3 separate regions of the Mus musculus genome follow, and all the other regions are linked to region 3. Evidence: chromatin loops called from intact Hi-C (ENCODE). Cell type or tissue: left cerebral cortex. All regions are shown on one strand. Links, peaks and the distances in the headings refer to the core of each region. The heading gives the core; the rest is flanking DNA.

Evidence for each region. Peaks named below come from ENCODE experiments on the same cell type or tissue, not always from the same donor. Only the 100,000 strongest peaks of a DNase experiment are listed, where the experiment ranks them.
Region 1: it touches region 3 in a loop (5-fold over the local background); 7 of 42 quality-filtered maps call a loop at or near these places.
Region 2: it touches region 3 in a loop (4-fold over the local background); 7 of 42 quality-filtered maps call a loop at or near these places.

Annotation. Positions count from the first base shown.
Region 1 is chr14:50,057,632-50,068,383 of GRCm38, forward strand. No RefSeq gene overlaps it. Among named protein-coding and RNA genes, the nearest start is that of Olfr726, 22 kb to the right of the region's middle. In left cerebral cortex, for the core only: a CTCF peak has its summit at 5,046 (motif pointing right); DNase peaks (open chromatin) are centred at 3,587, 4,482, 5,014 and 5,243; H3K4me3 peaks cover 1,441 bases.
Region 2 is chr14:49,855,849-49,866,600 of GRCm38, forward strand. No RefSeq gene overlaps it. Among named protein-coding and RNA genes, the nearest start is that of Olfr722, 41 kb to the right of the region's middle. In left cerebral cortex, for the core only: a CTCF peak has its summit at 4,741; a DNase peak (open chromatin) is centred at 4,739.
Region 3 is chr14:50,780,014-50,790,765 of GRCm38, forward strand. Ttc5 (tetratricopeptide repeat domain 5) reads right to left here and starts at 5,507. Exons shown (of 10, transcript NM_001080949.2): 1 at 5,425-5,507; 2 at 1,462-1,594. The coding sequence starts at 5,475. It overlaps Ccnb1ip1 (cyclin B1 interacting protein 1), which reads right to left. Exons shown (of 4, transcript NM_001111119.1): 4 at 9,236-9,999. The coding sequence ends at 9,800. In left cerebral cortex, for the core only: CTCF peaks have their summits at 5,557 and 8,373 (motif pointing left); a DNase peak (open chromatin) is centred at 5,530; H3K4me3 peaks cover 1,327 bases; H3K27ac peaks cover 525 bases.

The DNA.
Region 1 (10,752 bases), core at 3,165-8,164, 720 kb before region 3:
AGAAGCCTACTAAACTTTTGATTGATTTGTATAAGGAGAAACATTCTCAGAAAAATATGAAAAACTTCACTGGATCATTATACGAGGGAGTATGGGCCCATGAGCTAAGTTCCAAACTTGGGCCAGTTTTCAGACTCAGATCCCCTTGAATGAAATAATGGACACATTAGACTGAGGAAGTGCCTTGTTAAAATACACTAATTTTATTGTTATCCTTACTACAACCCTTCATTAGAGAGACCTAAATCCTTTACAAATGCAATTTTGAGATCCAAGTTAGATCCACGGCTTTCCCTGAGACTCTGATGCATGGAGAAGGAACATAGTTACTTGAACCTGGAACATGCTTGACAAAGCCTTGGGAAGAATTTGTGACTTGATCCTGAGAACCCATCTCTTCTTATCCTAAGGTACTATAGTTATTATTCCTAAGGTCACTCTGTACTTTATTTTTGACACTTGATATTTTGTGTTCACCTCCTACAACATTGCTTAGTTGGCTTCCTGTGGACTTCATACCATTTTCCTCCTAAAAACTGTATGTAAGATGTTGTACATCTTAATAAACTTCCTTGCTGTGATTCATCATCTTGTTATAGACATCTTGGTCCTAGTTCTCTTACCTTATTTATGTTCTCTTCCCTGTTCTTCCTCATTAAGACCCTGTCACTTAAGAAAAACCTGCTGGTCAAGGTTGGTAAGTGTACTGGGAGGAAGGAAATAATTGGACACTTCAGGATATATTTGCTATTGATTCTGAATTGACACTGACTATAGTAGAGCCCAAAAGCATGTGGCTGTGTAGAAAAGGTATGGAATTATGGAAGTCAGGTGATTATTGAAGTTTTGACTGAAGTCATATTTACATAATATCCAGTGGATGCACAATTTATCCTGCTTCTCCCAGTTACAGAATGCATATTTGTGTTAGATATTTTTAGACCTCCTCAGAGTTCACAAATTTATTTCCTGACATTTGGAAAACAAGCTACTGTTATTGGAAAGGCCAATTGGAAGGCATTAGAAATGCTAGGGTAAATAGTGAACTAAAACCAACATTGCATATTTTGAGGAATTGAGGAAATTTGTGCCATTTTCAAGGACTTGAAAGACACAAGGGTTTTGGTTTTTACCACATCTCTTTTCAACTTTTCTATCCGGTCTGTCACAAAAAATTAAACTTTACAATCACAAGATTAGTCAATTTTGACTCTGATTGCATCTGCTATACATGATGTATATCCTTACTTGATCAGATTAACATTTCTCATGATCCTGGTATGCAGGGATTTTTTCTTAATACCTTGTCCATGAGGACCACCAGAAGCAATTTGATTTCAGTTGGCAAGGCCAGCAGTATACATTCATGGTTTTACCCCAAGGACAGATTAATTCTCAATTCATGTGTTATAACTTAGTTTGAAGGAATTTTTATCAGCTGTCTCTTCCACAAAACATAAAACTGGTCCACTATATGGATGGCATTATGCTGATTTAGTCAAGTGAGCTGGAGTGAGAAGTTGATTTGGATCTCTAACTCCAAGAATTGCATTTGAGCTTGGTATATACACCAGAGGATGGGAAAGAGATCCAAAGGAAGTTTAAAGGCCTTATACCTCAGTGAAAATTTTAGGAGTCCAGTGTTTGTTGGCAAGTAGAGATATTCCTTCTACGGTGAAGAGTATATTCCATACCTGCCTGTTCAACAATTAAGAAAAAAGCACATTTACTGAGGCCTACTTGGTTTCTGAAGTCAGCATATTATTCATTTCGATGTGCTACTTTAACATATGCCAAATCACTTGGAAAACTTCTGCCTGTAAACAGAGAATAGGAAAATGCTCTTCAACATGTCTAGCCCACTGTGAAGGTTCCTCTACTACTCCAACCTTATAATTCTGTAGACCTGACAATATTTAAGGTTTCAGTAGTATACAGGGAAGCTATTTGGAGACCTTGGAAGATCCCCCATATGTTAATCACAGAGGAGACCTTTTGGATTCAGGATTGAGTCTCTTCTACAACTTGGAGATAACTAGGTTCTCAATCAATAGAAACTATTCTTGTGGAAGAGGTCACAGGTACTTTGTAACAGACATGAACTTTACAAAAGGAGTTTCGGTGTTGTCACTCCTTATGCTTTATTGTGATAATTATCACAAGAAAACATTTTGTCATTTATAGACATCTCTTGTCCTTCTAATGGGCATTAATTAAAAACTAAACATTTGATAACAGGCTGCCAATTTACCATGAGCCTCCCATGGTGACCTTGGTATTAACTGACCTATGAAAGCATAGAGTATCCACAGCAGCAATCCATTATGAACTGGAAGTGGTATATACACGCTCTGGACAGAGAGGATTCTGAAGTCACAAGCAAGTTAAAATAAGTTTTCCACGTATAAGTGTTTCTATAAGTGATTATATTGTCTTTTGTTCCCATTCATGCACATATAACTTCATGTGCTGTACTCTCTGATTGTCAGACTGATGAAGAAAAGACTAGAGTGTTGTTTACTGTGATGTGGAGAGTTGTACAATTAAAACAACTTTTTGGAACTGTCCTGAAAGGCAGTGGTGAAGAGAAATCTTTGTGATGGATGAACTTCAGGTAGTACACATGGTTATACAATTTTTTTGGAAGGAGAAATGACTAGACATATGATTGCGTGCAAGTTCATGGTCTGCAGCCAATGGCTTGCTGCTTCCAAAGAGCATGATTGGAAATATGATGAAAAATATATTTGTAGAAGCAGTATTTTCATAGATCTCTTTGAATGTGCATAAGATTTGAAGATACTTGTGTCCCAACAGGTGAATTCCACTTAGGAGGTATTCAATGATTAAGTAAATAGGATAACCCAGTCTATGAACAGTCAGCCTCATTTTCTGTCTATTCCTGTTACTTCTTAATGGGCTCATGAAAGAAGTTCCATGTTAGCAGAGATGGAGGTTATTCATGGGCTAGATTTCCACTCATCAAAACTGTCATAGTTACAACTGTTTCTGAGTGCCAGCTCTATCAACAACAGAGACAACTACTATGACTCAAAATATGACATCATTTCCCATGGTGAGCAGTTAATAACCTTGATTCAAGTTGACAATATTGAGTGTCTTAGTCAGGGTTTCTATTCCTGGACAAGACATCACGAATAAGAAGCAAGTCGGGGAGAAAAGGGTTTATTTGGCTTACATTTCCACATTGCTGTTCATCACTGAAGGAAGTTAGGACTGGAACTCAAGCAGGTCAGTTAGCAGAAGCTGATGCAGAGGTCATGGAGGGATGTCCTTTACTGGCTTGCTTCCTCTGGCTTACTTAACCTGTTCTCTTATAGAACCAAGACTACCAGCCCAGAGATGGCACCACCCACAAGTGGACCTCCTACCTTGATCACTAATTGAGAAAATGTCTTACAGATGGATCTCATGGAGGCATTTCCCCAACTGAAGATCCTGTCTCTGTGAAAACTCCATCCTGTGTCAAGTTGACACAAAACTGTGGAGAGCAGCAATAACATTTACCATCATAAGATGGTGCTGGCTCCGCAGTGCCTTATGCCACCTAAACAAAGAACTAGCTATATGTGCATGTGCTAGGAGCAAAAGCCCGCCAAAAGTCACTAGCCCACCCCGGGGCTTGGGAGATTGTGGGTGGAGCTACCAGTCATAGTTAGGCACATCACACCAGAGGGTATTTAAGCAACACGTTTCTGAGCCTTTTCGCCTTTCTCATCAAGATGTAATAAAGGGTAGCCATGGAAGGATCTTGTGTCCTGTGTGCATTCCTGCGGGCAGGGACAAAGCTCAGGACATTTGGCGCAGAAAACCCGGGACCACCTCACCATCGGCTAGCGCCAAAGAGAAGGCCCTCTGCTCCAGAGGAGAAGATACAGAACCATGGCGGAGGTAAACTCTGAGAGACATGTACAACAGATGCCAGAAACAGAGTGGTGTAAAGAGCTCAAAAAAGGGAGCACTTAGATAGGGGTCAGAGTTGCCCCTGGGAGAGGTAAAGAAGAAGGAGAAAGAGACAAGAGTAGTGGCACACCTTTCAGAGCCCCACGGGCGAGCCGCCGCTTCTGCGGACGTGGGGGAGAAGTGCCAAGGGTGGTGGGGACAAAAGAAGAAATAGCTGTAATGTGGGGAGAGGGAGCGGTGCTATGGCAAGTGCGGGCGGCGAGTGCGGGCAGCCTCTGAAGGGCAAGGGTGCTTGCCTGCACTTCCCTTGCATCCCGTCTGTTATTAACTGCTTTCATTTTAAGAGTTATCTTTTTTCAGAAGGTTCCACCCTAAGCTGCTAAGTATCTGCCCGTTTAGGGCTTCTGTCCAAAGGTAAGGAGCAAAAAAGAAAGGCACAAGTCCAACCGTGCTGGCAGCACGCTGCGAAAACTTCTCTACCCGCGCGCATTCCCCGCCCCTTTTTCCCTGCGTCCTGCGCTCTGGCGGCAGGCGCAGGAAGCAGTACGGTGGAGGCACATGGCCGGGGACCGGGCTGGGGTCGGCGGAGGACTGCCCCGCTGTCTGGCACCAGGCGCCAAGCGCACTTCCACCATGGCGGTGCACCACGACTGGCTCCGGGATGGCTGGGAAGGCCCGGTGGGAAAGTTGGCTCGGGAGGTGGGGCAGCGTGTCTCTGTGCGGTGCCGAACCATCCCACCCTGAGTGTTACAGCCCCTGGCAACAGCATTCACAAAATCCTGGGGCCCAGGAAGCCAGATGCCTGTCGCCACACTCTCTGCCCATCCCACTTGCACGGGCTTGACCCTCCCATGGCGCGACCGCTCTCCCATCCCCCGCCCCCCTCCCTACATCTGGCGCTCCGGCGGGAGGCACGTGGGCCGGGCTGGGACCGCCAGGCACACTTCCACCACAACTGGGGAACCGCCACCCCCAAGGAGCTCGTAAGACTTAGAGACAAACGGCGGGGCCCCGCGGCTCCTCGCTGGGCTTGGGCGGGCGTGGGCTTGCTGGGGCCGCCAGGGGCCAGAGGCAGGAGGTGGAGACGCTCGGCTTGCCGCCTGGTCACCTAGGAGCCAGTAGGTGGAGCAGCTATACAGTAAACAGCCACTGTGCAGCTTAGCTCTAGTTGCCATTTGAGACACCAAGTTATATTCTCTGTCTGTGTATTGTCTATTTTTGATGCATCAAAAATTGTCCATGTGTCTGTCGATTCGTGTTTGTTTTTCGTTTGAATGAATGAATAATTGTTGTCTGTGTTTCATGTTGAGAAAAAATAAAACATTATCTGCTGGCTGTACAGCAGGAAGCACTGTGGCTGGGAATCAGCTCTTAAAGGGACAGGCAGCCTTTTGCTTGTAACAGAAAGTTAGCTTAAAATTGGGAACTCGGGCTGGAGTCATTCTTAACAACAACAACAAAAAAGAAAACAGGTCTTGTGCAAAATAGGTTTAAAAAGAAATTACCAGACATTTGCTCAAAATGTGGAAAAGAAAGATATTAAATAGATAATTACAGATCAACCAGAGTTATAACAGAAAGGCCAATACCTCAGCTTAAAGTGCAACAGCAAAAAACAAACAAACAAACAAACAAACAAACAAACAAACAAAAAACTCAAATGCATAGAGCATTCCAGACACCATAAATGGGGTGCCAACCTATTCCCTCAGATTTTAGAAGTCCCTTATTATGTGTTCTGCACCCCAAGGTATTGTGGCCATTTCTCCTGGAGATCACATTGTTCAGTTGTTGATCCCTCCTAGTTTGCATAACATGTTCTCTAGTAGCCAGAATCCCAGAGGAAATAAAGGACTTGGTTCTACAGGAACTAATGTGGCCTACATATCTTTGGATTTGGATAATCGTCCCACTTTACAATTACAAATAGAAGGAAAACTGGTGGCCTGCTTCTTGGCCTGTTAATCAATCATCAAATAGCTTACAAGGATTAGGATATGAGGCTACCCACCTATAAGTACAAAATCTTTACATTGGAAAGATAAAGAAGGAAGGTCAGGGCTTTTTCAACTTTATGTACTCCCTTTACCTGTATATCTATGGGGAAGAGATTACTCTCAGAAAAGCAAGAAAATGATGAGAGAAATGGATATATACCTGAACTAGGCCTTAGAAACAACTTACAAGGTAGAGTTTCTCCAGTTAAAAAAGCAGCTAAAGAATTAGTACTAAAATAATTAGACCTGGGACATGTGGAACTCACACAATCACCCTGAAGTTCCCCTATTTTCGTTGTAAAGAAGAAATCAGATAAGTGGAGATTGTTACATGACCTAAGAGCCATTAATGCACAAATGTAAGTTATGTGTCCTATACAAAAAGGGCTCTCCCTACTCTCAGCTCTACCTAAGGATTAGAAAATTATAGTGGTGGATGTTGAAGATTGTTTCTTTTCCATTCCATTAAGTGGAAAAGATGAACCTAAATCTGAATTAACCTTGCCTTCTATTAATCATATGGAGCCTAAGTAAGGGTATCAATGGTGAGTATTGCCCCAAGGAATGGTAGGTGGCCCTGCCATATGTCAGTTATATGTGGAAAAGGCTTTACAGCCAGTTAGAGATGGTTTCCCCTCTTTAAAGGTATGCCACTATATAAATGATATTGTAATTTGTGAACCTAAAGAAGAAAATATACAGCAAGCCTATGGCTTGTTTAATCAAACTTTAAAAATAATGGCTTGATTATTGCACCAGAAAAGTACAGCAGTCTATTGTTGGTCATTTTTTAGGAGCCACCATTACTTTATGGTGTGTCACCCCACAAAAGATTAGTATAAAAAAAGATAATTTAAAGACATTGAATAATTTTTAAAAATTATAAAGGAGATATAAATTTGATTAAACCTTATTTAAGGATCCCTACTTCAGAATTAAAACCTTTATTTCAAATTTTAAAAGGAGAATCACACATTACCTCATTGAAACAACTAACACCTGAGGCTTCTAAAACTCTTAGGAAGGTGGAAACAGCTATCCAAAAGGCACAGTTGAGTCATATAAATGAGCAAGAACCTTCATGCCTATGCATATTACGAACCATAAATTTGCCAACTGCTATGTTATGGCAAGATGGTCCTTTAGTATGAATACATCCACATTTATCCCCTAATAAGACTATAGAGCATTATCCCACCATGGTGGCAAATATGGCCCATAAAGGTATTAAAAGTTCTATTACTCACTTAAAAAAAATGCCTGGTAGCATAATTATTCCATATGCTGCTACATAAATGCAAATATTGTGTGCTACTATAGATAAATGGACCAGTCTTAGATACAGTTATTCTGGTTTAATAAATAATCATTATCCTAAACATCCTTTATTATCTTTCCAAAGGTGATGGCTATTACCCCTATAAAGGGAGCTACTGATATTTATACAGATGGATCCAAAACAGGAATTGGAAATTATGTGATTAATGGAAAAGCTGTGAGGTTTCAATTTACACCAAGAGCCCCTCAACTGGTGGAATGTTTGGTGGTTTTAAAAGTTTTTAAAAAGGATTCCTTATGCCCATAAATATTATCTCTGATTCTGTTTATGTAGTTAATGCTGTATTAACATTAGAGACTGCCAAAAATTTTAAACAGTCTAGTTCAGTATCTAAAATTTTGATGAAAATACAAGATTGCATTTTAATGTGTGAGCATCCCTTTTATATTCAACATATTAGAGCATATACATCTTTACCTAAACCTATGGTCAAGGAAAATGCAATTGCTGATTCAGCCGCCAGAGATACGGTTTTCCTATCATAAAGTTCTATAAAAGGTGCTAAAATTTTTCATTAACTTTATCATGTTCATGCTTCTACATTACGACAAAAGTTTAGGCTCACATGAACAGAAGCTCGAGATATTGTTCTACAGTGAGGTAAATGTGTAAAATTTATTAACACACCTTCTGTGGGCGTTAATCCTCTGGATTGTGACCCCCTAGATGTTTGGCAGATGGATGTGACTTACAATATGTACATGTGTCCATCGATACCAGCTCTGGTGTCCTATATGCCTATCCCTTGACAGGAAAAAAAGAAGTTCATGTCATATCCCACTGCTTAGATGCTTGGATTACATGGGGCAAGCCTCTAGTGCTGTAGACAGACAATGGTCCTACATATACCTCTTCTAAATTTAGTCAATTTTGCAAACAAATGCAAGTGAAACATATTACTGGATTGCCCTATAATCCACAGGGCCAAGGCATCACTGAAAGAGTTCATCATACCTTGAAACAATATTTTCAAAAACAAAGGGGGAATAGAGGCTATGACACCAAACGTGGCTCTATCCCTTGCAATATTTGCTTTTAATTTTTTAAAATTGGATGATGCTGGGAGATCACCAACTGAAAGGCACGGACAATGGCCTCAATCACCCAATGAAATGGTCAAATGGAAAAATGTCCTTGATAATAAATAGTATGGCCCGGATCCTATCTTAATCAGATCCCGGGGAGATATTTGTGTTTTTTCCACAGGATGAAGAAAATCTACTTTGGGTCCTGATGCGACTGACAAGGACCGTGAAAGAGCAATATGAATTCCAAGATGATCCTGTTATTCTTACTCCTGACGATTGAGACCGGGATAAGTATACCCTTGTGGGCCAAAGTAAAGATCATGGCCAGTTCCTTTACCGGTACAATCCAATTCTTCTACCTAGTCTTTACTTTTTGCAAAGGAATGTTTTTTAGATGTGCCTTATGCACGACAAACTCCTCAAGAGACATGGGTTTATAAGAGTACTAGTTTTCATTTAAATTATACACTATGCTTTGTGCATAATGTGGATAAACCTTTTATACCCTATATATTTTTAAAGAAAAAGATTATCGCTAATTGGGCAGATCCCATTATCCAAAATAAAGTGAGCTCTGGAGTGTTATTTAATGCTTTAATGCAAACTGCTCAAGGGCCACAACCAAGATCAGGTGATGTTAAAAATAATGTAACTTCATATATAAACATCACCACTATCATGATAAAGGGAAATGTGACTATTCCCAAAAGATCACGATAGCCTGTTGGCAATGCTACTGCTATATGCAGCATACCTTGGTCATTCAGACCTCGCATTTCCTGTAGTATTTTTACCTTGTCAATCAAATGTTTTTCCTCAAAAAGAATTAGCAAAGGGTTTCGTTTTGTCATCACCATTAGACTATGCTGTAAGGTATGATAAAGGAGATGCTACAGGGAAAGAAAATATTTGGCCATATTACCAATGGATTTTAAGTAATGAGATAGATGCTAGTACCAGTTTGTCAACCTTTGCACTGTTGACTGGAACCTTTGATGAGATATTGAATGTTTCTGCCACACTTTCCAATATCTCTACTCATTTGGATAATGTGACATCTAATAGTTATTAGAAATATGACTACTCCTCCAATAAAAGTCTGTTTCAATTTTCATTTTTCTTTATATTGGCTAAATTTCAATATAATACAGAATGGTTAGATTATACAAATGCCAATTGTTTTATGACACAATGCTGGAATGAAACTAAATTCTTAGCCTTAATGGTACATTTACCAACCTTTGTCCCTGTGCCTGTTGAGGCAGATCCAAGAAGTTCCCAATCATGAGTATTGTCCGGCAGAAGAGAGATTTTGGAATCACAGCCGCCACTGTTACTGCCATTGCAGTGTCCGCAGCATCCATGGTTACTGCAGAAATTGCTATGGCCTATCAAGTCAATACTGCTGATACCATAAGTCAGATAACAGAAAAACGTCTGAGGCATTGCTTACCCTGCAAAGGGTGGATTCTCATACTGCCTCAGGATTAATGTTAGTGAATCAAAGAGTAGGTATTTTACAATATAACATGGAACAGATGATAGATATCATACAAATGAGTTGTGTGGCATCAACTTTACAGATGTGCATTACTCCTGTTAGGTATACTAATAATTCTTTTATAGGTTGCAGACAAAGCTGCAGATACAGATCCTGAACCTTATTGGAACCAGAGTGGAACCAGTGACCCTTAGAGACTTCACCTCTTGACTTACCTTTGCATTTTTCTCACTTCAAAGAATGGGTGGGGGTGGCCCTGTTCGGCACAACCCTGTGTTGTGGACTAGTGTTTATTCTATGGCTGGTTTGCAAACTCAGATCTCAGCAGAAACGTGACAAGGGGGTAATTGCTCAAGCACTTGCTGCCATAGAGCAAGGCACCTCCCCTGAAATTTGGTTATCTATTCTCAAGAATTAGTCAGCATCTGAGTTCTCTGCCTTTGCATCCCACGGGTTTGTGGATACATTGCATTGGGATGAGAAAAACTCAAGGATCATTGATCAGCCCTTGTGCACCGCTGAGGTTTCCTCTTTGCATGCGATAGGGTGATCATGATTTTCCCACTAATTCATTTTTTGCTGGCCTCTTTTGTAGAGTTCACCCTAGCCCATTTAGCAGTTATTGTCACACAGCACTGTGGTATCCAGAGACGGGCAACTTTCCTCGTGCACAGACCAACCTAAGACAATGGGGCCCAGTGGTGATAGGGTTACCCGGGTAAGGCTGTGATATTAGAGGAACGACCTAAAACAGGGGCCACAGCAGATGGACGTAACTACAGAGGCCTTGACCAGCCTCATTTTTATAAAACATAAAGGGGGAGATGTGGAGAGCCGCAATAACATTTACCATCATAAGATGGTGCTGGCTCCGCAGTGCCTTATGCCACCTAAACAAAGAACAAGCTATATGTGCATGTGCTAGGAGCAAAAGCCCGCCAAAAGTCACTAGCCCACCCTGGG
Region 2 (10,752 bases), core at 1,901-6,900, 930 kb before region 3:
CGTGGGGAATCCTGTGTGGGCCCTTGCGGGTGTCAGGCAACTCCGCTGGCCAGGAAGCCCTGGGCTGGAGTGGAGCGGAAGGGGCTTTTGCCCCGGGTCAGGCCCGGGCAGTCTGCTTCCCTATGTACTGCAGTCTCAGGTTCCGCGCGATTGGATTGGGGCCGGCGCTGTGTTCCACTCACCAGAGGTCTTAGGATCCCGTGGGGAATCCTGTGTGGGCCCTTGCGGGTGTCAGGCAACTCCGCTGGCCAGGAAGCCCTCCTGACACAATTCTTTAAGCTTGCTCAGCATGCTCCTCATCCACTGAGCCTATTCCCCAGGCCTGCACTTCACTCTTGTACTAACAGTCAGAGCAACCAAGTAATTGGCCTTCCAATTCAATTCACATAAAGATTCTCTACAGCCACTTATGATAATATCAATTATTAAGACCCTGGGAAGGAACTGAAAATGAAGGCATACTCACCACTGTGGAGATTTTGACTTAATACTTAACATTTGAGTTTCTCTGTAGGGATGAAAATCACTTTGAATTAGTAATACTTGAATTTTCAAGTTTTCCTTGAGTGAAGGTAGCAGCTATTTGAAACAGGGTGGGTTTTGTGAATTCTTGGCAACTAAGTATCCACAGCAACTACTCACTGCAGAAAGTTTGCTGTGAAATCACCTTAAAGAATATAGGACACTACCACATGGATCTCTTTATCATAAGACTTATAGGGCATTGTACCTCTCTACAGGATGGTTGCCTTGGGGTTACTGTGATTAAATGACATTTTGAGGGTCCACCAATATTCATATCACTAAAGGATATATTTTAAAAGAATATATAACCATGGCTATCATATGTAAAAGATTTCCTCTATTTCATTAATTTATGAAGGAATCAGGAGCCACCACTGACTCAATTTAGACATTAGATTGTAGACTCTAGATTATAGATTTATCTGGAGTGAGGAGCTAGTGATGCAAATGAAGGATGTAAGGCTGCCTCTTTCCAAAGGACAAGGGTCATTCCACCACTAAATTTTCAACTAGAGAATGACCTGTATTGCCATCATCCATCTATAATTAAAAGAGCTGTGAAATACTTCATATATTATAATATTCAGAACCCTAACAGAAGTAGGTAATGCACTAAGGTGAAATATTTCAGTGAAAGATATTTGATAGACATATTTCCTGATTCCAAAAATCAAATTAATTTTTTATCCCTTTCTTTCTTTCTTTCTTTCTTTCTTTCTTTCTTTCTTTCTTTCTTTCTTTCTTTCTTTCTTTCTTTCTTTCTTTCTTTCTTTCTTTCTTTCTTTCTTTCTGAGACAGGGTCTCATGTAGTTTAAACTGTTCTCATACTCCCTATGTTTCCAAGAATGATTAAACCTCTGATCCTCTTGCCTCCAATCCTCAATAGTGAGATGATAGGCATACAATAATCATGCCAAGTTTATTTTTTCATATATGCTAAAATAAATTTATGCCCTTAATTCAGCAGCATTTATATTGCTAAAGACCAGCATATAGGATAAGAGGGGAAGTGTCTGTCAGGAAGGACTGTAACTATAGCTCCAAGCTCTCATGGCTTGAGAACATGGCTCATGAACTTATTTCTTACTGACTGCATTGTTTATCTTTACCTTCCACTGCCCCTCACTTACATCTTACTCCAGCAACTTCACTAGATCTTCCCCATTTAGCCATGAGGTGGAAAAAGAGGAATTCTGGATGTAGCCCAAACCTTGTGTTAGTGGGAACAGTGACTTAGACTGTAGTAGATTGCAGAGGCACAGGCAGTGCAGTGGTAAGTGTGGCTTACAAGAGGTAAAACTGGCTTAGAGAGCAAATGGTCTTCTCAAAGAAGACACTCTAGGAAATGGAAAAAACCAGGAGTGACAAACAGAGCAAATGGTTTCTGTTCAGGAAAAGCCACCTGGATGTTCCTGTTGATGAGCCCTGGAATGAACTTGTTAGCTTTTCAAAAAACTTATATTTTTATTTCTTTATTATTCATGTGTAGCTGCATGCCCCTAATTGGTGAATGTCAGACATTGAAAGCCTCTGTCTCAAACAAACAATAAATGTGGATGGTTACCAAAGAATGGTATCTGAGTTTGTCCTATGGCTGACCTGAATGTACATACATATATGTACATTTATGTCCTATACACTGCATTTACCTATGCACACTTATTAATATATGAAAATTATAGGTGAGTCCCAGTTATAGGCTAGCTATATCTAGGAAACATGATAAAAAACAGTAAAAGCACTCTGTGACAGTCAGATCACTTTATGAGAGTTGAAATAAAAGATATCTGCCAGTACTGTATGCACATTGTAGGCCATGTGCATGCAAAATCTAAGGTGACCACACAAAGACACCTTTATACCTTTGTTATACTTTACCAACACACCACTCCTTCCTCTATGTTTTGTCCCCACTAGGGAAGAAGCCTGCTGCCATACTGCTAGGGAATTTCAGGGAAGCTTCCTCCTCCATACAGGTCTTAATCTCCAGGTTTCTTCTGAAAAGTCTGAATTGTGTAGAACTGTGCAAATGGCAGGATTCCAAAATAGAGGTGACCCATGGGTGGCAGACCCCTCACCTGGATCCCAGGCCAGTTCCCTGGCGACCTGGGTTTCAGCCTACCATGAGGTTGTTCTTACAATCCTCTCAATCACTTCATCTAAAATATCTAAAATAAAGTTTGAATCACAGTGAAATCCAGGTCCTCTGTGTTTGTAAACCTACAACTATTCTTGGAATGCACATGCCTCTCAAATATATACTTGCTGGTGTATAAAGAGACTGAAAGATGTAACAAGCTTTCTAGTTGAATTTGAGATGAGAGAATACTTCCTGAATTTTTCATTATCCTTTAACGTCTACCACGCCTCTATCACACTTGTCCCCATAACAAACATAACTGGGTTATATGTTGTAATTAGTAAACCCTTTTTACTACCTGGGAAGGTGGGGCTTATGGTCATTTGTAACTTGTTCCATGTTCCATATGCAAAACTGATAATCAGAGATCCTAGATCTGGGCCTTCCATTTATTTATTTATTTATTTATTTATTTATTTATTTATTTATTTATTTATTTATTTATTTTTGGCAAGCTTTCTCTATGTACCCCTTGATGATCTGGAACTCACTATAAAGACCCAGTTGACACTGAACTCAAAGAGATCTGCCGGCCTCTAACTCCCATCATGTGCTAGAACTTAAAGTTGTACACCACCACACACTGGAAGACTCCATTTTTAAATACTAAAACCTAAATTATTGTATATATGTGTATATGTATGTATGTATGTATGTATGTATGTATGTATGTATGTATGTATGCATGCATATATGTATGTATGCATGTGGGTGTGCATTTGGGGGTTAGTGGAAAACATTCTGGTCTGATTCTCTTTTAATCATGTAGCTTTCATGGACAAAACTAAGGTCACCAGGCTTGGTTTTAAGTGTCTATGGATGAGTTATCACTCACTCACTTGTTTCCCCATATTCATTATCATTCTCTCTCTTTCTCCTTTCTCTCCCTCTCTTTTTTCTCTCTCTCCTCTTTCTACCTCTCTCTTCATCTCTGTACCCTCTGTCCACACAGAGACACACTAGGTACCCTTGTTAAACAGACAAATGATCTCAAACTCATAGTTCTGCTCACCTCTGTTTTCTGAGTGCTGGGATTAATGCTGTTAATCACCACCCCTGCCCTGTTTCCTCATTTTTAATACCTGTTTTTCTTCTCCCTATTGAAGAAGACAATTCAGTTGCACTGGTAGTAATCACATTATGCAACTTACATCAGCATAAGTTGAAAAAATGTAAATCACAGCCTTGGGAATGAATGAGTTCTTTCTCTCCCCCCCCTCTTCCTTCCTTCCTTTCTTTCTTCTTTTTATTCTCCTCCTTCTTCTCCTCCATTTCCACCTCCTTCTCCTTTTCCCTCCCCCTCTGGTTAAGCAAAGACCTGAGAGAAAGCAAAAATGGATTCACTTTTAGGATAATAACTGCTCTAAAACTCAAAGGCACTGCATGTGAATGTTCACACCAGATGGGGTTGATGTTTGACACCAGTCACAACCAATACTGTCTCTAGGGTCTCTACACCTTTATTTTTGTAGTGTTGGGGACCTGGGTCAGAATTTTGCCTGTACTGTGTAAGCTCTGTACCACAGGACTGGCTGCCTCATCTCAGCATCTGAGCATCTTCTCACCTGGACATGAGGCATCAGGAAATAGCATGTGTGTGTGTGTGTGTGTGTGTGTGTGTGTGTTTCCCCCCAAGGTGACAAAGAGATGCCTCATAAATATTCTAAGTTTCAGACTCTTTTTATTTAGGTTACAGTTGCCAATTTTTTATGGGACAAAATCCCAAAGAAGAAGGAATTTCACAAAGTCAAATATACACATAAATGTGTTATTCAGACAAGAGGAACTGAATTAATGATGTTTCCTCTCGTGAGTCATCTGTGACAGACACTTCCCATCCCCATTCAGCTAGGCTCCCAGGAGGGGTGCTGCAGACAGGAACAACTGCAATTCAGAATCTTGAGCCTAATTCTCTCTAAAAATGTCAAAGAAATCATCACAAAGATGTTTACACTTTAAAGTGCAGATAACTATAAGGATTGTTATACATAATGACACATGGCATCCAGGTCTTGTCTGAGGCATTATCTGCAGTCACCATGTGCAAAGATGGCACTTCCTCAAATTTTGCAGTAGGTGGTGCTGTTGTCAACTAAAACTCCAGGAAATTGCTGACCTAAAGGATTTGTGATGGCTATTTTCTTGATTATCAATTTGAGTACATCTGGAACTAACTAAAATCCAAGTGCCTGGGTTTCTCAGATTCTCTAGGATTTATCTCACCTAAGGAAGTAGTCTCTTCACTCTCAGCAGAAGATGGACTCCTACCTCCAACCCCCTCTGATACTGCCCTTTCTGCCTTTGAGGAAATTAATCCTTCCTTGTGTGCTAACCAGCAGTGACATTTATTTCTTTCTTTCTTTCTTTCTTTCTTTCTTTCTTTCTTTCTTTCTTTCTTTCTTTCTTTCTTTCTTTCTTTCTTTCTTTCTTTCTTTCTTTCTTTCTTTCTTTCTTTCTTTCTTTCTTTCTTTCTTTCTTTCTTTCTTTTCCTTCCTTCCTTCCTTCCTTCCTTCCTTCCTTCCTTCCTTCCTTCCTTCCTTCCTTCCTTCCTTTCTCTCTCTCTCTCTTTCTTTCTTGAAGATTTTTTAATTAGATATTTTCTTTATTTACATTTCAAATGTTATCTCCTTTCCTAGTTTCCCCTCCAAAAATCCCATAACCCCTAAGCACCCCTGCCCTGCTCCCCAACCCATCCATTCCTATTCCTGGTTCTGGCATTCCCCTATACTGGGGCATAGGACCTTCACAGGACCAAGGGCCCCTCCTCCCATTGATGACTGACTAGGACATCCTCTACTACATACATAGTTAGAGCCACAAGTTCCACCATGTGTTTTCTTTGATTGGTGGTATAGTTCCAAGGAGCTCTGGGGGTACTGGTTAGTTCATATTGATGTTCCTCCTACAGGGCTTCAGCCCCTTTTAGCTCCCTGGCTTTCTGGCTCCTTCATTGGGGACCTTGTGCTCCCTCCAATGGATGACTGTGAGCATCCATTTCTGTACTTGCCAGGCAGTGGCAGAGCCTCACAGGAGACAGCTATATCAGGCTCCTGTCAGCAGTCTCTTGTTGGCAACTGCCTAGTGTCTGAGTTGGTGGTTGTTTATGGGATGGATCCCCAAGTGGAGCAGTCTCTGGATGGTTGTTCCTTCAGACTCTGCTCAGAAGTTTGTCTCAGTAACTCCTACCATGGATATTTTGTTTCCCATTCTAAGAAGGAATGAAGTATCTACACTTTGGCCTTCCTTCTTCTTGAGTTTCATGTGTTTTGCAAATTGTATCTTGGGTATTCTAAGTTTCTGGGCTAATATCCACTTATCAGGGAATGCATATCATGTGTGTTCTTTTGTGATTGGGTTACTTCAGTCAGAATGATATCCTACAGATCCATTCATTTGCCTAAGAATTTCATAAATTCATTGTTTTTAATAGCTGGTTAGTACTCCATTGTGTAAATGTACCACATTTTCTGTATCCATTCTTCTGTTGAGGGACATCTAGGTTCTTTCCAGCTTCTGGCTATTAAAATAAGGCTGCTATGAACATAGTGGAGCATGTGTCCTTATTGCAAGTTGGAACATCTTCTGGGTATATGCCCAGGAGAGGTATTGCTGGATCTTCTGATAGTACTATGTCCAATTTTCTGAGGAACCGCCAAATTGATTTCCAGAGTGGGTGTACCAGCTTGCAATCCCGCCAGCAATGGAGGAGTGTTCCTTTTTTTCCACATCCTTGCCAGCATTTGCTGTCACCTGAATTTTTGATCTTAGTCATTCTTACTGGTGTGAGGTGGAATCTCAGGGTTGTTTTTGATTTGCATTTCCCTGATGATTAAGGATGTTGAACATTTTTTCAGGTACTTCTCAGCCCTTCGTTATTCCTCAGTTGAGAATTCTTTGTTTAGCTGGGCACCCCATTTTTTAATAGGGTTATTAGAATTTTTGGAGTCTGGCTTCTTGAGTTCTTTGTATATCTTGGATATTAGTCCCCTATCAGATTCTTAAAAAGATGTTAAGCAAGACAACACTGATGTTTCTTAGGCCCATCAACTCTAGAGCAGTGGTTCTCAATCTTCCTAATGCTGCCCACCATTTAATATACTTCTTCATGTTATAGTGACCCCAAATATGAAATTATTTCTGCTGCTACTTCATAACTATAATTTTGCTACTCTTATGAATCATACTGCAAATATCTGTGTTTCCAGATGGTATTAGACAACCTCTGTGAAAGGGTCATTTGATCCCCTTTAGGCGTTATGATCCATAGGTTGAGAACCACTGCTTTAGATCTATAGCCAGATTTAAGTCTAAACAGGCTCCTAGAGAGGGCATAGAAAGTATATTCCATAGAGAGGTGTGCTACACTACTAAAGACCTTAATGAGTTTGCTAATTTATTCAAAAAGACCTCTGGGAAATATAAATGAAATTTGAAGGGTGTGGTATAATGGCAGAAGGAATATAAAACTGGATCAAACTGAGTTTATTGACATGGGCATACTGAATGGAGATTCTAGATTCAACATAGAAGCTTGCACAGTTTAAGAAAAAACAACTTTCAAAAGATCATTTGAATGGTTGTTTAAAGCATTTGTTAAAAGATGGACTACTAAAAAATAAAAAAAATAAAATAGAATAAAATATAAAAGATGGGCCACTGAAAAGGAATTGGTGATGCCTGACATATTGCCAGTGATGAAGGAATTTTAAGATTTAGGGAAATTGCAATATTACAGTGAGTACGTCATATAAAACATAATATTCCACATTGAGAAGGCCCAGAAAATATGTTCTTCACTACTCTTATGTGACAAAAATAGTGGAAGGGGCACTGGCACATTTAAAGAGCTTTGTTGTTGCCCTTTTGTTTGTTCAACATAAAACATCTAAAGGTTAGAGACCTGGGTTGATGATCAGCTGGATGAATTAAATGCAATGATTTTAATTAGGCCCCAAACAAGCAGAGGGCAGGTGGCAACACCAAATCAGTAAAGTCAAGGTTAGAATAGTTATCTTAATGCACAGCATCGGCAAAGCAGTGTCAATAATGGACAGCACAGACAAAGTGATATTTATGGTGGTAAATGTACTTTTGGTATTAGCTAATCAATCATGTTGTTGCCAAGCAAGAAACAGATAAGAAACCTACTACACTTTTGTTTGACCTGTATAAGCAGAAATATTTTCAAACAAATGAAAGAGTTGCCACACTAGATACTAGTTCTAAATTGGTGTTGATTATGGGAGACTCTAAAAACAAACAAACAAACAAACAAACAAAAAACCAAGAAGCCCCCCCACAAACAAACAAACAAACAACTCACTGAAGCTCTCCTGTTAAAGAGGGCCTTACGTAGGTCACATAACTAATGAAATGTTTACTAAAGTTTAAATTGTAGTAGGTTCAGTGGGTCTCCAAACTTGTCTTGCAGTTATTTCTCTAGTTTCAGAACACAGTATTGGTTAGATATACATAGAAGTTGGCAGAATTTTCACACTGGTTCCCTGACCTAGGTAACGTGGACTGTTATGGTATGAAAGGCTAAATGGAAGCTTTTAGAGTTGCCTGTGTCAGTGTACAATGTATCTAAAGAATTATCACATACTTGGAAGAATTACAGAAATTAATGCCACCATCAAGGATTGAAAGAGGCTGGGGTGGTGTTTCCCACTACACCTCCCTTTAACTCTCTTATCTGTCCAGCACAGATTATTGAAATATGAGAGTAAGAGATGAGTATTGAAAATTCAATAAAGCAGTGACTTCAATTGTAGCTGCTGTACTAGATGTGGTATCTTTGAGCAGAGTAAAATATCTCCTGGTACATATTATGCAGTTATTGATCTAGCACCTGCCTCATTCTTGGTACCTGTCCTTAAGGACCACCATAAGTAATTCACTTTCAGTTGTCATCACCAACAGCATATCTTTACAGTTTTACCTAAAAGATATATTAGCTCTCCTGCCCTGTGATGTCAAAACTTGATTCTATAGAATCTTTATAATCTGTCTCTTCCACAAAATTTCACATTGGTTCACTATATTGATGACAACATGCTGATTGGATCAAGTGAGCAGGAAGTAACAATTATTTTGAACTTTTTGGTAATACATTTGCATATCAGAACATGAGAAAGAAATTCAACCAAACTTCAAGGTACTTCAGTGAAACGTTTAGAAAACCCAGAATTCTAGTATTGTGAAACATCCCCATAAATACCTTTTAACATGAAAGACATGTTATTGCACCTTGCCCTTTTAAGAAATAAGCATAATATTTAGTGGACCTATTTAGATTCTGGAGACAGCACATTCCTCACTTGAACTCATTTCCCTGGCCCATATGCCAACTATTTCATGAAATAGACTGCTAGCTTTCCTTGGGACCTGGAACAGTAAAAGGCTGTTCAACAGGTCCAGGTTGCTATGCAGGCTGATTTGGCACTTTTGGACCATATGATCCAGCAGATCTGATGGTATTTGAGGTGTTAATGGCAGATAGGAATGTTTTTGGAGCCTTTATCTGGCCCCTATAGTTAAATCCCAGAAGAGTTATTTGGAAGTTGGAACACAACATTACAACCTGTTTCTAGAACATCTCTAAAAGCACTGGTAAAGGGATACATTCACAATTGGCAGAACTTTGGGCACCACACATGGAAAAGGCAAGATGTGTAATTTTTCACTAATTCCTGGACTGTTATCAATGGATTCACTTGATGGCCAGAGACTTGGGAAGAGAATAATTGGAAACTTAGTGTAAAACACATCTGGGGAACAAGTATGGGCAAATTTTTTTCTGAGTGGACAAAGGATACTTGTGTCCCATGTTAATGTTCATCAAAAGGTGACTTCAACAGAGGAGGCCCTCAGTGATCATCTGATAAGATTTTGTATTCTATGGACCATCAGTCTCTTCCTCCAGCCATCTCTGTCATTACACAATGGGTAGATAGATCAGAATGATCATGGTGGTGTTGATGGTGGTTATGTGTGGGATTAAAGACATGAACTTCTATTCACCATGTCTGACTTGGCTACAACTGCTGCTGAGTGCCAAATCTGCCAATAGTTGAGACCAAAACTGAACCCCATTGAGAATGGCACCATTCTCTGGGATGATTAGTTAGTGACATAATGTCAAGTTGAATACATTGAATCATGTCCTCTTTGGAAAGAACAACACTTTTTTCTTACTGGAGTAGACTCTTACTCTGTTATGGATTTGTTTTATCATGTGATGCTTCTGCCAAAACTACTATAAGTGGCCTCATCCACCAACATGGTATTCCACACAATATCAAACAGATAGAAGTCTTTAAAGAGAAAACACATAAATTCATTAAAAATATATAGGAAAATACAATTGAACAGGTGAAGGAAATAAGTAAAACTGTGCAAGACATGAAAGTGAAAATAGAAACAGAAAAGAAAGCACAAACTGATGAAATCCTTAAGATGGAAAACCTAGAGAAGACAACAGGAACAACAGATGCAAGCATCACCAACAGAATACAGGAAATGGAAAAAAGAATCTCATGTGTAGAAGATACACTGGAGAATACAATACATCAGTCAAAGAATACTAAAGCTAAAAATTTGCTGACAAAACACCCAGAAAACTTTGGATACCATGTAAAAACCTAACCTAAGAATAATAGGAATAGAAGAAGGTAACGAGTCCCATCTTCAAGAGCCTGAAGATACTCTCAACAATAATATAAGAAGAAAACTTTCCAAACCTAAAGATAGAGATGTCCATAAACATACAAGAAGCATATAAAACACCAATTAGAATAGGCCAGAAAAGAAAGTTCTCCAGCTATATAATAATCTAAACACAAATTCTACAGAACAAAGAAAGAATATTGTAAGTGTCAAAGGAAAAGGGCCAGGTAACATACAGAGGCATACCTATTATAATTGCACTTACTTCACAAAAGAGACTCTAAAGGTTAGAAGGTTTTGGTCAGATTTATTGTAATCTTTATAAAACCAAAGGTGCCAACCTAGACTACTCTACCCAACAAAACTCTTAACCACCATAGATGGAGAAAACAAGATATTTCAAGACAAATAAAAATTCA
Region 3 (10,752 bases), core at 3,669-8,668:
ACGTGTGCATCACACATGAGGGTACCCGAGTTTATAAAAGAATCCACACACAGAGATAGTGGGTATTAGACAGGCCATCCAGACAAAAACTATCAACAGGGAAAGAGTGGAATTAAATAATGTCACAAATCAAATGGACCTAGCAGATAATGACAGAACATTTCACCCAAAGACAAAAGAATGAATATACCGTCTTCTCAGCACCTCACGGAACTTTCTCCAAAACACAAAGCACATCTCATAAACATAAGAAAACTGAAAAAAAAAAAAGAAAAAAGAAAACGGAAAGGAAACTTAACAGCACACTTGAAAGCTCTAGAACAGAAAGAAGAAATACCCCAAAAAGTGAAAGCCAGAAATAAACTCAAACTTCTAGCTGATATAAACAAAAAGAAACACACACACACACACACACACAACCTACAGAGAATCAATGAAATAGAGTTAGGTATTCGGGGGCGGGGAGGAAATCAGTAAGACTCATAAACCAGTAGCCAAATTAACTTAAAGACAGGAAAGAAGATGCATTAATAAAATTACAGATAAAAAGAGGGACATCACAACAGACACCACGGAAATCCAGAGAATCATAAGGACACACTTCAAAAATACTTTACATTCATGTGCTGGCAGTGGTGGTGCACGCCTTTAATCACAGCACTCAGGAGGCAGAGGCAGGCGGATTTCTGAGTTTGAGGCCAGCCTGGTCTACAAAGTAAGTTCCAGAAAAGCCAGGGCTACACAGAGAAACCCTGTTTCAGAAAAAAAAACAAAAGAAAGAAAAGAAAAACCAAAAAAAAAAAAATTTACACTCATGATGTACCAAAGTTAGAAGATCAGATACGCAATTTAAACAGAGGTAGAAAATTTCCTAGAGAAACAGAAGCAGTGATTCAATGTCCTCAGCCAACAAGCCTTAGAGCAAAGCTTAGGAAAGAGCTAGGGGGTATTGTACATCAGGTAGGGGGTACTGTACATCAGGTCAAAGGACTAGACTTCAAACACTTCGTTACTAGAATGTTCAAGGACACCTGACCGTGCAGGTGTGGCAGAACAACCCTGTAATCCTAACATTGGGAACCGAACCAGAGGCACTACGTTCCAAGATGATTTCAAGGGCAGCCTGGTCTACATTCACTTCATGGCCAGCTTGATCTACATTCAAATTCTAGAACAGCCAGGGCAATATAGTTAGACCCTGTCACAAAAAAAAAAAAAAAAAAAAAAAAAAGAAGGCGGAGGAAGAGGAAGAAGAGGGGAAGGAGAAAGTACGTTCTTTTCTACCATTTGCTATAATCAAACCTCTGGAGTCAGTGTTGTTATCCACCCTGGGGCACAACAATACTCTGTGCTAACCTAAGGCAGCCACACACAGGATACCACACAGTCCACAGAGAAAGAGTACAGCACTACCACACTTCAGTGAAGGGCAGAAGGGTGAACGTTCCTTGGTGCTCATACCGAGTACTTCCTCCATCTGCTGCAGGGTCTTCTCCATCTCTTCCTGTACATCCTGCTGCTTCCGTCCTGCATCTTCGACACTATGTGTCTCAAAGTAACTGTCTCGAAAACAGTAGAGCCGATCCACCAGTCCCTAGCAAACAAGACAAGAACGGTATCATCCAATGGAGAGAGCACCTGACAAAGAGGTTTCACATTATCTTATAAGCCCTGGCCTAGCAACACTGGGTCTCCTATCTCGTGTGTGGAACAGAGCAACATGAGGGTCCCCAGTCCTCCCAAGTGCTACAGATCAGGAGGAAGAGCCAGGATTACAGGATCTCGTGGTCCCAAGCTGTCCCACAAAGGTCCCTCAGCACTACACGTGAACAGACCTCTCCAGCTCAGGCAGGGCTCCCATATGACCAAGCACTGCTCACACCGCAGATGGGAGAGAGACACCTTGAGACTTGAAATAAGCCAAAGTCAATAAGACTCTTTTATCTTATCCTGGCCCCCAAAAGAACTAAACTTTGCAGTTTGGCCCTTAAAGCTGGACTTCTGGGTAGGAGAGATGGTCCCTATGAGTAGAGGTGCCTGTCTACTGCCAAGACTGATGTCTTGGGCTCCAGAACCTACACAGGGAAGGGAGACTCCTGCTAGCTGTCCTCTGACCTCTACACATGTGCCCTGTCATATACCCAATACACACATACACACATACATACACACATACACACACATACTCACATATACACATACACACACACAGAGCATTCATAGTGACACACTCCTTTACAGCCAGGGCTACATAGAGAGACCAGTCTCAAAACAACAACAAAGGGGGTGTGGTTTAAATAAAGATGGCCCCCACAGGCTCAGAGATTTGAATACTTGGTTACCAGGGAGTGGCACTACTTGAAAGGATTAGGAGGTGTGGCCTGGTTGGAGGAAGTGCATCACTGGGAGTGGGTTTTGAGGTTTCAAAAGCCCAAGTCGACTCGAAGTCTCTCTCTTCCTGCTGCCTGCAGATCTGGACGTAGAACTCTCAAATACTTCTCCAGCACCATGTCTGCCTGTGGGCCACCATGCTCCCCACCATGATAACAGACTATGAAACCATAAGTCAGCCCAATTAAATGCTCTTTTTAAGAGTTACTGTGATCACGGTGTCTCTTCACAGTAATAGAACAGTAACTAAGATGGGGGTGGGAGGTGAGTACTGAAAAATAGACTTTTAAGCTCTGTTATCTCACAGATATAGCATGCATAAGGCACTCTGAGTCTCATTCCCAGTACCAACAAAAAACAAAAAAGCAAACAAACAGAAAACAACAAAAACCACTACACCCAAAATAAAACAGCACTTGTTTTTTTGTTTGTTTGTTTGTTTTCTTTTTTAAGTATCCATTATTTTTTCACATGCTGATAAATGAAAAATACATGGCCTTTCTAACTGTGACAAACCTGTAAGGAAGGCCTTGTTTTCCACAACAAAGCAACCAACTTGAACTTGGTGACCTTGGTATTTTGGGAGAACTTTGAGAGGTTTTTCTTGTTTACTTGGGGCATCTTCTGATTCTCTTGCATTTTTTTCTCAAGCAAATGTTAAATGCTTCTAAGCACTCATGATCAACTCCATAGAAGCTGAGATGTCAACTTCTCAGAAAGGCTTGCCCTATTATCCTACTTTGCTTTCACTTCCATGATAAAAGAAGAAAACAAGAAACAAAAGACAAACACTTTGGGGAGGAAAGGAAAGCCTCCAAATTGTCAGCCTTCAGGGGATGTCACAGCAAGGCTGGACCCTGGAGGCAGGAAATGAAGCAGGTCCAGGAGGACTGATGCTCACTGATCTGCTTTTCAGGCTGGTCAGCCCTGATGTTTTCCCTGCATGTACGTCTGTGTAAGGGTATTGGATCCCCTGGAGCCATGTGGGTGCTGGGAATTGAACCTGGGTCCTCTAGAAGAGCAGCCAGTGCTCTCTCAACCATTTAGCCATCTCTCCAGCCCCCATCAGCCTGCTTTCTTAAACAGTCCAGGACCATTTGCCCAAAGATGGTACTGCCCACAGCGGGCTGAACCCTCACACATCATCAATCATTAATAATAATAATTTTTTAAAAATGCTCACAGACCAAATGAGACATTTTCTCAATTGAGGTTCAGTCTTCTCAGATGATCCAATTTGTGTCAAGTTGAAAAAAAAAAAAAAAACAACTAACTAATCAGCACACTTCCTAGAGCAGCAGTTCTCCGCCCTGGGGGTGGAGACCTCTTGGAGATTGACCCCTCTCACAGGGGTCACATATCAGAGATTCTGCACATCAGATATTTACATTACTATTCAGAACAGGAGCAAAACTACAGTTATGAAGTAGCAACAAAAATAATGTTATAGTCCTGATCACCACAACATGAGGAATTATATTAAGGGGTCACAGCATTAGGAAGGTTGAGGACCGCTGACCTAAACCTAATTAGTGCCTTCCTCTCCTCCTCTCTAGTTAATCACACTTTTTTTTTTCCAAAATGCCTATCATTTTAAATGATATGGCCTATTCATTCATTACTTTCTGAAATGGCTGATGTAAGTTCCATAATGGAAAGAATTTCTTGTTGATTAGGGCTATACTTAATCACTAGAACAAGGGCTGGGTCATGATCAACTCACATTAAATACAGTGGTTAAATTAACTAATGTAGTGCCTATGTTATTAACAAATTCGTATGCATAAGTAAAGTCCTACCCTGATAAAAACAATAAGCTGACACCTTCTTTATAAGTATTTCTTAACTTTATGTATATTATTCCCAGGAAAAACAGGTCCTGAAGAGACTGGTTTCAGCACATATATAAAGTCAGCATGCTCTACTCTGTTCTATAATAATAATAAAATGGTCAACATGATCTGTGGAACACAATTTGTGGAATTTTTAAGAGAGTTCTAAGCAACAGTCACAGCCAGTTTCTTTTTGTCATGCAATGAGCATGGCTGTAAAGTTAAAGGAAAGTGTTATTGTTGTGTTTTAGTCGTTTTGATTTTGCTGAACAAACTTCTGTGGTGGCAACAGCAACACAAATGAGTTGTTAATGAATAGGAAAGTGTGAAAACAGGAAGTGATTCACGGCCACTCCAAATAGCCTCAAGGACAACACCATTCTGCATAACGTTTTGTATTTCTTTCCTATGCATACAAATGTACAAAGTGCATCCAAAGTCTCGCTGCCGATAGGATTAAAAATCTGACTTCTGCCAATCCCACTAAGGAATAGTTAACCAAAGTCCATGTTCTGAGTGTTCTTTTAACTCCCACAAGAAACAAAGAAACCTAATCAATGCTTTAAATTTTGTTAGATTTGGTGGCTCAGGCCTTTCATCTCACCACCTGCGAGGCAGAGACAAGTAGATCTTTAGGAGTTCGAGGCCAGCGTGGCCTGTAAAGCCAGTTCCAGGCGACCCTGATTCAAAACAACAAACAAAATTGCTAGAAGTGTATCTAGTTTAAATGCAAGGATGTCTTCGACCACAAACTAAGTTTCGGAGGCTTAAAGAAAATCTTAACTATTAAAAACAAAAATAAAAACGCATACTTGAAGGAAACTCCTCTCTGCCTTTCCACAATAGTCACCTGGGGAGTGGGTGGGGTTAAGAGATTAACTCGACAAATCCGAAAACCAACAACCAGGGCATCTGTTCTGCAGTCTATTTCTGAGTGTGGCCAAGTTCAATGCAGAAAGATGCTAAAGAAATGGCTGCTGCTGTGGAGCACAAACAACTCGGTTAACAGTCGGCAGCCACCTGCCACTCCGCGTACAAAGCTACTTGTTACCGAGGAAACCCGGTGGGCAGACTCCCTCCGGGCGCCCACCGAGCAGCCCTCAGCACCGGCTGAACCGCCGCACTCCGCCGCCCGGGCCCTGACCACTGCACTTCCTCCTTTCAGAGCAAGGAGCCAAAAGATTTTAACTCACAGCCTCACCTGCAATTTCTGCAAGACGTGCTTCGCTTCTTCCTCTTCATCAGCCATCATCCCAGCCGCTCTCAGCGTCTCCTCCCCCAACTTTTCAACCACAGAGACTCAGCCATGCCTACGCTGAAACCACAGCGACCCCTGGGGCTCCGGAGGCCCATCTGCGCCTCAGAGACACAGCTACAACCCAACTTAATCCAGAACTTGGTGTCTCAAAGATGCCCTAGAACTGCTTTGGGGTTTTGTTTTGCTTCTTTTTATTGCGACAGAATCTCACCCACCAAGTAGATCAGATTGGCCACGTAGATCAACGTGGCTATGTTGTCCAGGCTGGACTTTTGCCACAAACCCTCAAACTGGGATAACAAACACCTGCTGAGTTTGTGATCACTTTCGGTTTCATAAATAAATTTCCTAGTTTTATAATTCCCTTCCCAAATTCTGGAATCAAAATGTTCTTAAATTAATTCCATTCATTTTTTTGTTTTGTTTTGTATATTCTTGTCCTTTTTTACATCACTCTTAGAAAGCAAGGCCGACTATGAAAGTATGCATGTCAGGTGGTATTTGGAAGAGAACTCCCTGCAAGGGAACTTGTCTGAATATATACCAACTGAAGATATCTGCACGTGTAATTTTTAGCTTTTTAATGTATGATCCTAATAAGTCTACTATGTTTGAGGCTGGCATGCCACCATACTGTACATTAATAATGTTCTCATGTTTATTATTTCTGTAATAAACCATCTCTGAAGAGAGAAACAGGGATTGAGAACTGCAGGTGACTTGAGAAGTCTTCTCAGTGTATTTTCCATTTTTTACCTTGAACATGAATTGCCTATTCAAAAATGAAAAATTTAAACCTTCTGTTTGTTTGAGACAGAGTCTGATATATCCCAAGCTGGCCTGGAACTTGCTATGTAGCCAAAAATAACCTTGAATCCCTGATCTTCCTGCAACCACTTCCAAGTGCTTGGATTATAGACATTCGTTACCCCTGGTTTTTAAGTTTTGAGACACGGTCTCACTATGTAACCTCAATTGTCTGAAAGTCTGTATGTAGATCAGGCTGACCTCGAACTCAAGGAGTTCCTCCTGTCTCTGCCTTCTAAGTCCTGAGATTACAGACAGGCATCACCACATCCAACCACAATCTTAAAACTTTTAAAATTCCTTTGCTAAAAAAATTATCTCTGCAAAAAGACATTAAACACCTCCAAATGCTTCCAAAAAGACTGTGCAGCAGAGACAAAGAAAAAAAGTGATCATTTCCTGAAGTGGAAATTTCTGGAGACTCAGGTCATAATGCTTTGCTGGGGCAGACAGGTGAAAGGATGTTTGGCTGAAGCAGACACAGGTGAGAGGATGTTTAGCTGAAGCAGACACTTGAGAAAGAATATAAATATGATCCCACAGACAGTGAGTGGGACAAGGCTTGTGCTTTGGCTCATCTTGCACCTCGCTAGTCTCAGTTGATAGCGCTCTAGGCCTTGCACCACCTTGCTGATCTCTGCTTCTCACTGATCTTAACAGAGAGTAACTCACCCAAGAACTTCTCATGATATTCCGACGGCTTCTTGCCATTTCCACAGACTCCACACCGACCCAGCAGAGCCTCTCAGTTTATTCTGAATCCAGCTACAGCTGCTGAACTCGTATGTGGTGTCTGCTGAGTGGATGGAACTGCATCTGCTGATTGGTGTGTGGTAGTTTGCTAGTAGAGTGAACTGCTGATAATGCTGACAACAAAGATTGGAATCACCCAAAGAACTCTTTCTAAACTAAACAGGTCCACTTCCCGTGTCCTAATAACCTTTCTTTTGCATGACCTCTGGTGGGTGGGAGGCTAGAAGTGAAGTTAAAGAATTTAAGGACCCTTATTAAAGTACGTTTTGAAAAAAAAATCTAAGCCTACAATTCCCTCTGCTTTTTTTCATGCCTTTAAAAGAGCCCACAATGGGGCAGTCGAGATGGTGCAGTAGTTAAGAGCACTTGCTGCCTTTCCAGAGGATCCAGGTTCAGTTCCTAACACCCACATGGCAGACCACAACTGACTATAATTCCAGTTCTAAGCTATCTGACACACTTACACAGGCATACATGCATGCAGGCAAAAACACTAATGCACATAAGGTAAAAAAAAAAAAAAAGAAATCATAAAAAATGAAAAGCCTGACATGCAAATTAAAATTAACTTTTTTAAGAAACATAATATTCCTGACAGTTTATAATTAAATTTTTTTCAAATTTACCCTACTTATATTTCAAACTGTTCAAGATGCCTATTTCCTTATATTTTTCCAACAAAATTGAAAAATCTCATAGAAAGAATATTTCTTAAACTATAATCTAAAATCTTTTTACTAGCTATAAAATATGTATTTTCACTTATTGGTCTTGGTGTTAGGTGCTTCAGGGAGGTAGGCAATGCCATCAAGGGGCAATCATCTCAACCAAGCTTTCTGCCCTGTGCAGAAAGGCGACTAGGGAAGCAAGACTGGCAAGCCCCACACTGTGCCATGCAAGATGACAAGTCACTGTGTCTCTGTTGGTGCATCTTATCCCTGCTCCCAGAGGCACTGGCATGTCTCTGCTCCTGTCCCCAAGAAGCTCATGATTGCTGGCCAGTATTGATAACTGCTACCCATCAACCAGGGGCTGTACTTGCCACCATGGACAACTTTGCCAAGGCCACCATTGATGCCACCTTTAAGACCCACAGCTACTGTGGGTCTTGCCCCCACCATCCCCAACCTCTGGAAACAGACTGTCACCAAGTGTCCTTATCTGGCAAAATTCACTGACCATCTCCATAGTAAGCTCAGGCCTGAAAAATAATAATAATAATGTCTCCACAAAAACAAAGCTAGAAAGGTTAACTCCGTCTCACACTGGTGTATGTGGAGGGAAAACCCTTGGAATCCAGTTACTGTTCGCCCTCTAGTGGAACACTAATTGAATGTACTAACTAGGCACAATTACCCTATAAGTCAGAAATAGTACTTGATAAAGAAAAACTGTTTAAAAGCATTAATATACCTTCTTATAGTCAGCAGCACTAGTATAGGAATGGCTTGATAAGTTCTGATTAAAGTTGACCTTCACAAATCTTTCACCTAATCTGTAACCATGTTAATGTGCTTTGAGGTCATTTCTAAGTAGGAACCACTCGTACTTTATAGTCAACCTGTTCAGAATTGACTGAACCAAGAGAACACTGTAGAGTCAGTCTTACTACACTCTGGACCTCCAGTGCATCTCCGGGCTCACCTGAATTCACAGCCTTAGCAATGTTCTGTAAGCAAGGCCAGAAAAACAATTTTCTCCCTTATAAGATTTGCATAGAAGACTAAGCAAAAGCTACTTGGTCCTTTTTGGTTTGTATAGGTTCTTGAGACAGGGTTTCTCTGTGCAGCCCTGGCTGTCCTAGAATTCACTCTGTAGACCAGGCTGGCCTCAAACTTAGAAATCTGCTTGCCTCTGTCTCCTGAGATAAAAGTTGTACATCACCACCACTTGGGTCCTCATGACTATATTTGCTGTACAGCTCAATAAAGATGGCCTTTATTCAGCATTTTAGATTAGGTAATTAGAATGCTAGAGACCAAAGTCTTCACACTCTTGTGCACAGGGACACAGATAATTAAAAATAAAAATATGCCGGGTGGTGGTGGCTCACGCCTTTAATTCCAGCATTTTGGAAGCAGAGGCCGGCAGACTTCTGAGTTCAAGGCCAGCCTGGTCTACAAAGTGAGTTCCAAGACAGCCAGGGTTACACAGAGAAACCCTGTCTCAAAAAGCCAAAAAGAAAAGAAAAAAGAAAAAGTAAAGAAGCAGTTTTATTTTGAAACAAATAACAATGAAATCAACAAATAACTTTATCAGTATAAATTATTTTTACATATAAACAATTCATATGCATCAAATTGCACATTCATTCACTGGCATAAGTGCACCTCCAAAACAAAGTAACACAAATGAAAATACATGACTGTTAAAATACATGTTAATGGAAAGCCACCATTTTCCAAGACTATCATTTTTGGCCATCATTTTCCAAGACCATTATTTTTACAGAAATATACTAGCAGAGAAAAATCAATGCACACATTTAACATAAACACGGTAGAATCAATCCAAAGCTCCAGGGAAACATAACACTGAGGCTTCTATGAGCATAAACACAGCTTGGTCTGAATCAGGATCTGTGCAACAATGTGATTGTGTGAGCAATGACAAACGTAGAGACTGAGATTCATGAAATGCCCATGCCCTAAGCTAACAATCAAGAAACCAAACAGGAAGCCACACGCCCTACTGCAAGCCAACTTCTTCTAAGGTCGAAATGTGAAGAGAACTCAGGGATGCAGGAATGAAAAATGAGCTAAATTCTTTTTGCTTTAAAGGCCCTGCTGCAGACTTGCTGCTCTGCTTCATGGCTTGGAGATGCAAAACTAAAGAAGTTGTTAATGGGTTCAGGCGCTGTGGGAGAACACACAAAAAATGGTCTGAACTGAACATCTTCATCTCCACCACCTTGATTTCCAACTGGTATATGGTCCAAAGAAAACTTTGAGTTATTCCCTAGGGGAGGAAATGAGGGGAGAATATAAGAATATTTCTTAAAAGATCTTTAGGAACAAAACTCATAACCACTAAATATATATTAACAAAATTCAACTCCTACAAGATGGATAGTATAATTACCTTAAACTCATCTCCTAGACCAAAGGGCATGTCACTCCGCTTTCCCCTACCATGGAATATACTATCCCCTCTGTAAAAATCAAGCAGACAGAATAAACATCTGACCATTTCTACCACACCTTCCTTGGCTTTAACATACTTCAAGGAGAGGACTAGCTGACTTCATCTGCCAAAAGACAGCAAGGATCAAAAGCTAAGAAGAGGTCTGGAGGAAAGGCTCGGGGGTTAAGAGCACTTTGTGCTCCTGTAGCAGACTGAGCTTTTGTTCCTAGCCCTCACATAGTGGTTCACAATCATCCAGTTTCAGGATCCTACCCTCTTCTGGACTCCATGGGCAGTGTACATGTGGTGCACACACACACACAAAGCTGGGCAGTGGTGGCACATGCCTTTAATCCCAGCACTTGGGAGGCAGAGACAGACAGATTTCTAAGTTTGAGGCCAGCCTGGTCTACAGAGTGAGTTCCAGGACAGCCAAGGCTATACAGAGAAACCCTGTCTTGAAAAAAATTTTAAAAACAAAAAAATAAAAAAAATTTTAAAAGCACAAAGGAATTAAAAACATGTATAAGGATGTTTTTAAAAGGGGTTCAATGGCCATTTATTTAAAAAAAAAAAAGGAAGAAGAAG